Linked DNA regions of Homo sapiens: region 2 is linked to region 1. Evidence: chromatin loops called from intact Hi-C (ENCODE). Cell type or tissue: psoas muscle. All regions are shown on one strand.

Evidence for each region. Hi-C counts contacts between places; a loop is a spot of excess contacts. Peaks named below come from ENCODE experiments on the same cell type or tissue, not always from the same donor. Only the 100,000 strongest peaks of a DNase experiment are listed, where the experiment ranks them.
Region 2: it touches region 1 in a loop (2.3-fold over the local background); 9 of 110 quality-filtered maps call a loop at or near these places.

What each region holds. Positions count from the first base shown.
Region 1 is chr5:131,802,880-131,807,879 of GRCh38, reverse strand. It overlaps MEIKIN (meiotic kinetochore factor), which reads left to right. Exons shown (of 13, transcript NM_001303622.2): 13 at 622-890. The coding sequence ends at 644. Among named protein-coding and RNA genes, the nearest start is that of FNIP1, 8.4 kb to the right of the region's middle. In psoas muscle, no CTCF peak of the experiment used is centred here; no DNase peak of the experiment used is centred here; H3K27ac peaks cover 1,646 bases.
Region 2 is chr5:131,602,930-131,607,929 of GRCh38, reverse strand. RAPGEF6 (Rap guanine nucleotide exchange factor 6) reads left to right here. Exons shown (of 28, transcript NM_016340.6): 2 at 3,237-3,307; 3 at 4,603-4,659. Among named protein-coding and RNA genes, the nearest start is that of RAPGEF6, 30 kb to the left of the region's middle. In psoas muscle, no CTCF peak of the experiment used is centred here; no DNase peak of the experiment used is centred here.

The sequences.
Region 1 (5,000 bases):
GTAGTTTTAGATGCAACAAAATTTCAGAGCCATTGATATCGGCTGATTTGGCCAGAGGATGAGGTATATGATAGTATGAAAGTGGCAGTGTTAACTAGGTAAAGCTGGTTCCACTCTGGATCTCTTGGCACAAGATGTGGGGGCAAAGGCCCCAGAATCAATCCTGTCTTCGGGATGGAACCTGGGTTCAACTGTAATAAAGGTTAGGAAAATGCAAAGGAAGGATGGGCAAGAGAATATGAGAGGCGACTTCCTGGGTGGTGGCTGAGGACAGGGTCATGAAAAGCACAACTGGATCAAGTGCTCCAGGTTACAAGGCTGGGGTTAAAGGCTCTGTGATGGCCACTGACAGCAATTTTTGCTGGGCTTTCCACCAGAATGTTATTGAGCAGATCTCCTTGCTTCTCCAAAGAGAACATGTCCTCAGCATGTCCTAGAAGGGATGAGCCAAATATTCCTTTTTTTTTTTAAATGGCCTCTGGATTTGTTTCCTAAGGCTTGATGGGCTGAAACTAGAGTGACCTGGGCATTAAGTGCTCTCTCCCCTGCAGACTGGTTATTAGTAAGTATTGGACACCTGCTTGTATACAAAGTAATCTATTGTTATTTTTTTTTCTCCAGATATCATAATAAAAATGGCATGAAAAAACAGCTGTGGCTGAATTTTCACCACTTTGAAGACAGGAGTGTGAAGTCAAAGTCTATAAAGCAGAATGTCTGCCTGAAATTATATGAAATTAAAAATTAAAAATTCTCCAGTTATTTGTGATATATCTCTATGTTGAAATTCTACTGAGGTTCTTGTCATTTACTTTTAATCAGTTAAGAAAAAAAATTATTCCATATGCTTCTTAAATATATGTATTTATATTAAAAGATAAAGAACCAAATCATTGGTATTAGAAGACTGTAAACTAAAATAGATGGTTTTAGCTATTTATAAAGAGGCTTCATCCCTGAGAGGTCTGAGAAGGAAAAAAGAAAGACAATGCCAGGGTACAATGTAACTTCCTTTGATTGTTTTTTTTTCTTCAAAGTTTATCGCTAGTACGATTAAAAGTAGTAAATCTTTCTCTAAAGCAATGTAGAGAAAAACAAAAACAAACAACAAAACAAAAAAGTAGTGAAGTTATTGAAGTGCTAAAAATGAAAATGCTTATATTATGAGCTATTTATAACAGAACTTAATTGAAACCACATGAGTGAGAGACCTAATTTCAGGTCTGACTGAAAGAAACTCTATACTCAAGGTTTGCTGAAGTAGGGAATGTATAATATGTATAATCAGTCCTACACTATTTAATACATTACCTTATCCCCCCCCAAAAAACCTTCTTTAGCTAATACTATCTGTAGGATTTTTAAAAATTTGGTAATATAACTTGCAGTATCTCAACAATTCCCTTCTTAAAAAGCAATGATCCTGTACAGTGAACAGAGTCCAGTTGTATAACTTGGAGAGATTTTAACTTGATTAGTCCTTGATGCTAAAGGGCTTTACTAATATTATACATTCATAAGAGTCAAATTTTCAAAACTTCAGGATTAAGAAAGATTGTAACATCTATGAGTTATTTTGCAGTTAAATAATCTGTATAGTATTTATTTTTAACAAGGCATCCCTATGAAGGTACTCTTATAATGATTTGACAAGGCTTTAAGCCACTAACAAAGCTATTTGTGATTTTGTGATTTCATCTGAAGATGAAATATGGAAAAGTTGTGAAGAAACATAGATGAGAACGTTAACGATGGAGACTAGCATAAAATTTAGACCTGTATTCTAAATTAATACTCAACTAAGTCAGCAACTCTTGTGGTGGTTTTAAAAGAAGAAATGTGATAAGCAGTGGGGAAGTAAGGAATGAAATAGAAGCCCTCTTCTCTGCCTTCAAGCAGTTTATATTTCAAGTGGGATGTGAGAGAATGAGAATGAATTATTTGCTAGTTTCTAATCAGGTGATAGGTTCCTGTGAGAAGGAAAGATACTTGATTCTTGGATTGGGCCTGGTGGGGTGGAAGAAATAAACATTTGATGGTTTCACATTGCTGATGAAGAAAATATAGGTAGCTCTGAGAGGTAAATGTTTGGCCAGGGCTATGTAATTTAGGAAGTGATGGAGCCAAGATACGGGGCAGGAGTATTTGAATATAATATTTTTTTCCTTCTCCCCAGAAAAGGCACATTCAATGTTTTTGTTTTATAGACTGCAGCACAAGGAAAGGTCAGAGGGAGGAAGGAATTGGAATTGGCATTGGCATTCAAGGCTTAGGAGTGGAGGATATAACAACTTCAATTATGATTAAGAGCAAGGAATGGCTGGGTGCGGTGGCTCACCCCTGTAATCCCAGCACTTTGGGAGGCCGAGGCAGGCGGATCACGAGGTCAGGAGATTGAGACCATCCTGGCTAACACGGTGAAACCCCGCCTCTACTAAAAATACCAAAAATTAGCCAGGCATGGTGGCGGGCACCTGTAGTCCCCGCTACTTGGGAGGCTGAGGCGAGAGAATGGCATGAACCCGGGAGGCAGAGCTGGCAGTGAGCCGAGACCACGCCACTGCACTCCAGCCTGGGTGACAGAGCAAGACTCTGTCTCAAAGAAAAAAAAAAAAAAAAAAGTAAAGCAGAAGAAGCCTGCTGGCTGGTGACATGAGAAGTCCAAAGAGGAATCCTATTGGCAAGTCCTTGGAAAAGGTTGTATGCGTAATCTTTACATCTGTTCCAGGCCTCAGAGGTCTTTCAGTGAATCTCCCTGGAAGAATATGAAAAAAGGAATTCATCTCTTTCTGGGATGAGGGATTCATAGTTTTTATCTATTTTCAGTGTAGTCTGCGATCTAAAAAAGGTTAATGAAACAACCTTTTTACTTCAGCATGTAACTAAACTTTATTTTTAAGCATTTAAAATTATATCTTAAAATTTTATCTCATTAAAAACAAATCTCAGGTCATAAGTACCTCAAAAGTTCAGTTAAAAGTGCATGAAAGAGCCAGGCACAGTGGCTCATGCCTATAATCCCAGCACTTTGGGAGGCTGAAGCAAGCAGATCACTTGAGCCCAGGAGTTTGAGACCAGGTTGGGCAACGTAGGGAGACTCCATCTCTACAAAAAAAGTACAAAAATTAGCTGGGAGTGGTGGTGCTTGCCTGTAGTCTCAGCTACTCGGGAGTCTGAGGTAGGAAAATTGCTTGAGCCCAGGAGGCAGGGCTGCAGTGAGCCATGGTCGTGCCACTGCACTCCTGCCTGGGTGACAGAGCAAGACCCTATCTCAAAAAAAAAAAAAAAAAAAGTACATGAAAGTTGATGTCATTTCCATTTTTAACTAGAACTTTTTTTCCCACCTCTCCAAGATATCATTCATCATGGTTTGTTCAGTAATGAATAGCCTTTTATGTTGTGTATATAGCATATATGTTTATATAAAGGTGTGATGCCCAAACTTTCCAGATAAGTTATCTTCAACCTCTCCTGCTCTACTCTTATTTTCTAACCAGAATTTTAAAATGTTTCATCATCTTACATGTTAAATCCTACCTTGACTCCATATGTTTTTCTAGCTAGCCTATCATTCTTCATCCGTTTGTATTCATGTTTCCTAAAGAGCGTGCTTTCTACTTTGTCACAGACCCCTCACCTTTCACCCTTCCTAAACATACCCAAACACACATAATTTGGCCTTAGCTTTGTTTCTCCGCTGACATTGTTCCCCTTAAGGCTCCCAGCAACCTCCTTGATGCTAATCTAAGGGGTATTTTTCAGTTCTCATCTTACCCAACTTCTTCCAGCTAATGATGTTATAGACTAGTACTTTCTTCCTAAAAGCCTCCAGAAAAGAATGACTTCTCTGAAACATTACCCTCCAGGCTTTCATCTCATCTTTAGCTCACTCTTTTCCATTTCTTACAAAGGCTCCTTTTTTTCTGCCCAATCTTTAAGTTTTGGTGTTTCCTGGGGTTCTGTTCTGGGGCATCTTCTCATGCAACACTTGCACTGGGTGATCTCATATACTCATGGCTTAGTTACCATCTCTGTGCAGCTGACCCCAAGTTTTTGTCTCTGTTATGGATATTGGTAGTGGACATGTGTGGTGACTTCCCCTGCATCTATCCATTGCCTTTCTAACTTTATCCTAAGTGGATTTTACATTTCTCAGCCATATGGTTTAGGTGGGATTGATCCCACCCATAGTTCCAGGGGTAGGCCTTTAATGGCATAAGCCAATGCATGTTAGCCTTCTCAACTCTGGCACAGTAATTGGTTCAGTGATGGGTCCAATGCCTAAAATGATCCTATTGGGATTAAATATCAGAGTTTTTTTCTTGGAATGCTGGGACAGACTTTTCTTTTTCTCTTGGACTTTCATCTGAAAGGATATATCCTGGAAGCTGCTGGCAGCCAGCTTATGTCCATGTTTGGAAACACTGCCTGGAATAGAGTCTGCACAGAGAAATTAGAGATGAGAAGAAGAAACTGAATTCTCGATACCATTGATGCAGTCCTTGGATAAAGCTGTGCCTGAACTGTTCATCTACACTAGATCCAGTTATGAGAGCTAATCAATTTCATTCTTTGCTTACGCTAGTTTTGTTTGGGTTTTCTATCATGTGCAATGTAGAACATCCTGACTAATGGACTCAATCAAAATCTTTCTAGAGTTTCCCGCATCATAGCATTTATCAAAATGTACTATAATTGCCTGTCCATTTTTTATTTTTATTTTGTATTTTTTGTGACAGAGCCTTGCTCTTTGTCACCCAGGCTGGAGTGCAGTGGCACAATCTCGGATCACTGCAACCTCCGCCTCCTGGGTTAAAGCGATTCTCTTGCCTCAATCTCCTGAGTAGTAGCTTGGACTACTACTGCTGGTAGCTGTGCACCATCATGCCTGGCTAATTTTTGTATTTTTAGTACAGACAAGGGTTTTGCCATGTTGGCCAGGCACGTCTTCAACTCCTGACCTCAAGTGATCCACCTGCCTTGACCTCCCAAAGTGTTGG
Region 2 (5,000 bases), 200 kb after region 1:
GTTTTATATATTTGTCTTTTTTGTTGTTGTTTTTAGTTGTTTTAGGTGAAGAGTAAGTCTAGTTTCTTTTATTTTATCTTGACCTAAAGCCAAAGTCACTTCGACATTGCAGGAGGTGTCCTGACGTGCCCCCAACCACTGTATCCCGAAAAACTTCACTGAAATGGCATATCTTTTGAGTCTTCATAGTGTTTATCTCCCATTTTCTGGAGCCGCATGTGTGTTACCAAGGACTCTAAGGGTACCAGTCACCTCTAGCCTATTCTTTTATTCATTCTGTCCAATCAGCATGATGTAATATATGTAAATAGATCAGGAGGTTTAGATGTCTGTCCCCCACCCAACCCCCACTGACTGTGTTATGACAGAGAGCGGAAGAGTTAAGAGTCCTAAGATAAAACTGTAAGTTAATATTGCCTTGCATGGATGCAGATTTTTTTCTGATCTTCTAATTGGAATGGAAAGTAAAGTAATGGAAAGTAACACCACATCAGTATTTGAGGCTTAATCAGCTTCAGCAGCAATATTATGGCTGAGACTGCAGGCTGTGATTAGGGCTAGAATTTGGTTCATTCTGTGGTAGTCTGCACAGTCATTTTTTAGGATCTGTCTGCTTTCTCCATAAATTAAATAGAATACAATAGAAACTATTACCTCTGCGTACTTCTGAGTCTTTACTGGTGGCACTAGTCTTTATTCTGTGCCCCTCTGGAAGAAATAGTCTTTTATTTACTGTCTTGTTCTGGGGAATGGGGCAGAGGTTTCCACTTGGCTTTTTCCATTGTGACGGCTTTTACCACACAGGTCATGGACCCATTATTTAGGGTATTCTAACTGCCAAGTATATAAATTCTAATTATAAACTGAGGGAGTGGGGAATGACCATTATTAGGTGGATCTGCAGACTCAGTGGACCCACTGTGAGCCACACTTTTGCCATGACTCTCTTTATTACCTACATTCAGCAGGTTCTGGCTGAGTGGTTGGTGCTTTTACCCCGTAGAGCCTCAATTGGGATCATTCTTTTAGTTCCATTCAATTGGTAGCTCTAAGCTGCTCTAGGAAGGCATAACTTACATATCTAGTACCTTGGTGTTATTCCATGTGGCCTTTCTGCCTCCCTAAGGCTAGCTGGAGCTTCCTCACAACATTAGTGGTCTCAGGGTGCTTGAATCTTTTATACAACCTCACTTCTATCGTATTCTTTTGGTCAGAACAAGTCACAGAGCCAACCCACATCTGTGGGGAGGGCACATAGATTCCAGGTTTTGATGGGTAACTGGCAAGACTGCATTGCAAAAGAGCATATGGGATAAGAAATACCTCTGTGGCCATCTTTGGAAATACAGTTTACCATATCAGTGCTTCATCTGCTATCTGCTAAAATTTGGTAGACCTTTCTTTTAACCTATTCAAATCTTTATTTTTATATACTTAAATATCTTTTTCACTGTTACTTTAGTAAGGATTTAGCAGAAATAAATGTGGTTGTTCAATTCACTGTGGTTAATTGACAGTTGTTATCTTTGGAATTAGAGATTATTGCCTTTTTTTTTTTTTTTTTTCCCTTGAGATGGAGTCTCAATCGCCTAGACTGGAGTGCAGTGGTGCGATCTCGGCTCACTGCAACTTCTTCCCAGGCTCAAGCCATCCCTCACACCTCAGCTTCCTAAGTAGCTGGGACTACAGATGTGTACCACAAGCCTGGCTAATTTTTTTAAATTATTTTTTGTAGAGGCAAGTTTCACCATGTTGCCCAGGCTGGTCTCTAACTCCTGGGCTCAAGTGATCCACCCACCTTGGCCTCATACAGTGCTGGGATTACAGGCGAGAGCCACTGTGCTCAGCTTGATGCTTTTCTTTTCTTTTCTTTTTCTTTTTTTTTTTTTTTTTTTTTTTTGAGATGGAGTCTCACTCTGTCACCCAGGCTAGAGTGCAGTGGCACAATCTCAGCTCACTGCAAGCTCCGCCTGCCGGGTTCACGCCATTCTCCTGCCTTAGCCTCCCGAGTAGCTGGGACTACAGGCACCTGCCACCATACCCGGCTAATTTTTTGTATTTTTAGTAGAGATGGAGTTTCACTGTGTTAGCCAGGTTGGTCTTGATCTCCTGACCTCATGTTCCGCCCGCCTCGACCTCCCAAAGTGTTGGGATTACAGGCGTGAGCCACCGTGACCAGCCTAGCTTGCTGCTTTTCTTAATGGCTCCGTGTTGTCTTATTAACCTACTAGAAAACAAGTTGTCTTTAGTTTCTCCCCCAGTACCCCCACTACTATCTGATAATTTTCTTGGCCAGTTGTATATCAGAGTGGGAAGGCAGTGTTTGGAAGTAGTTTGCCCTGGTATAAAGGCATTATTCCTCATAGGAAATAGGAAGTATGTTTTTTATAGCGAATTTAAGCTTGTCTGCTTTTTATTTTTTATTTATTTATTTTTTATTATACTTTAAGTTTTAGGGTACATATGCACAACGTGCAGGTTAGTTACATATGTATACATGTGCCATGTTGGTGTGCTGCACCCATCAGCTCGTAGCTTGTCTGCTTTTAATCTTAAATGACATCAGTGGTACAATACTATTTGCTGTTAGGGATCTATAGACTCTTTCCACTTTCTTCTGCTATGCCACTGCTCTTAGTTGAGGTTATACTATGTCATCTTGAGGTTTTTGTTGTTGTTGTTGTTTTAATGCCTAGTTATCTGGGTGAGGAATAGAGAAAGATGTTCTACCTCTTTCACAGAGTGAACAATAGGATTGTACCATTGGAAATCTTTTTTATTTAGTGGTAGATTATGTCATTTTGAGTCTCTTTAGAAAGAAATTCTTTAGAAAGTCATATTTTAAGAGGAATATTGATAAACTGGGTCATCTCTAGAGATGTCAGCCAGGATATTGGATATCAAATATTTGGAGGCCACTAAAGAAGGAAAGTTTACATCTGCTTAGAAGTGAAATAATGAATTAATATACTTTCATATAAAATAATGAATTTGGGGTTCTGGCATTGTTTGAATGAATAGAGGCCATTGGTCACGTTGAAGAGGAGTTCCTTTGAGAGCTGAGGGATCTCTTCTCTGCCTTTTCAAATCTTTTATGATTCAGAGGTTTTATGATTTTTCCATAGTTAACTGCTTTGCCATAAGTGGTTGTTTGCTTAAAATCAGAATTGTGGGGTGCCTTATATTTTAAACAGCATATTTGAAAAATAATCTAATTTTTTTCTTCTGTTCCACAGGACTTAAATACTATTTATTCTTATCTTCATGGAATGGAAATATTATCAAATCTCAGGGAACATCAGCTTAGGTAAGTGTCGTTCTGTATTTAAGAGCACACGCTGTATAGCCATTCATTCATTTATTCACCAAATATTTGTTAAGCACCTTTATATTCCTTATTGTTTTAAGCCCTTGGTATATGCATTATAGATTAGATCCCTGGTTTCCTGGAGTTTATATTTTGGTAGGGGTGATTTTGGAGTTGGGGAAAAACACTGACAATAAAAACTGAATTTGTTTTTCTTATTCAGTTTTTCTTAGCCATGGGACCTTAAGTCAGAACTAACCTTTAACTGTGGTTTTGTCTTCAATAAAATAGGGGTAATGATAGTATCTTTGTTGAAGTATTTCAAGGATTAAATGAAAATAAGTACCTAAAGCAAAACACAGTGTTGAGGTTGTGCTAGTTAGTAAAGACAAAACTCCTGTTATCTTTTTGTAGTTTGTGTTGATATTTATTATGCCAAATGCTTCAGCTGGGTATGGTATGTTGTATTATAGTGTTGTATTATACAAGTGAAAGGAGCAGGAATCTTGATTTGGCCTAAGCTCCTGTGGAGAAAACCCATAAACTTTCTGAACCTTGTTTTTTTCTTCTGAAAAATGGGCTGGCTATCTGTCCTGGTTATCATATATCATTATGATTATATTTATAAAAACACTTTCGAGTGCTATAAAACACTTAACTATATAATATTTTAATTAAACATGTGTTCCCACCACGAACAGCTTATCCAGTGACTTTTCCTGGGTTTTCATCAAGTTTCTGGTTATTGACCAGATTGATAAAATATAATTATTAGAGATTTATTATTTATTATATATTTTCTGTATAACATAATTCAGCTGTTAGTGTATGCCAAATAATTATATCAGGAAGAAAGAAAACTGAAAAATTAGCATTTTGTAATACTCAAAATATTTTTTATTGCAAACTGATTTATATATTCAGCAATTTTTTTGTATGTACATGCCTCTGCCAGTAACTGTTCTTCACACTGAGGATTCAGTAGTGAATCAGACAAATGTATATTTTTTGTAATGAAAACATTATTTGGTGTGAACTGACAGATTTTGACAGATTTTGTAATGTACATAAAGAGTATTAAGGTTGATGCCACTGAATATTACCTATATTATTGCATTATGTATATATATAAAATACACATATATTTCTAAACTCTCTGTAGTTTAGTGACAACATACTGGTAGATTTGGTCATTTTCTAACAATCAATTAGATTATAATAATTAGTTGAGGTCAAATTATAACAATTTTAAAAACAAAATGTAAGATAAAATCTTCAATTTTTTTTTTTAATAGATTAATGTCTGCAAGAGCACGCTATGAGAGATACAGTGGCAATCAGGTTCTCTTTTGGTAAGTATTTCCATAATTCACATAAACTAATGACTTTTATGTTTAAATTTTAACTCTTAGCATTGAAATTCATTTGATTCTGGGACAATTTATGTAGAGCACACTGAAAAATATTCATAGACCATGAAGTATATAACATACATAGAATCCACCAAAAGTGTACAAAGCAATGAATTTTAATAAATATATACTAAATGTGTAATGACTACTCAGATGAAAATAGAGATACCAGTTTTCCAGAAGGCTCTAATCAACTTTGAAAGGTAATGACAATTCTGACTTGTATCACTGTAGGTTAGTTTTGCCACTTATTGAACTTGGTATAGAGAGAATCTTTTGGT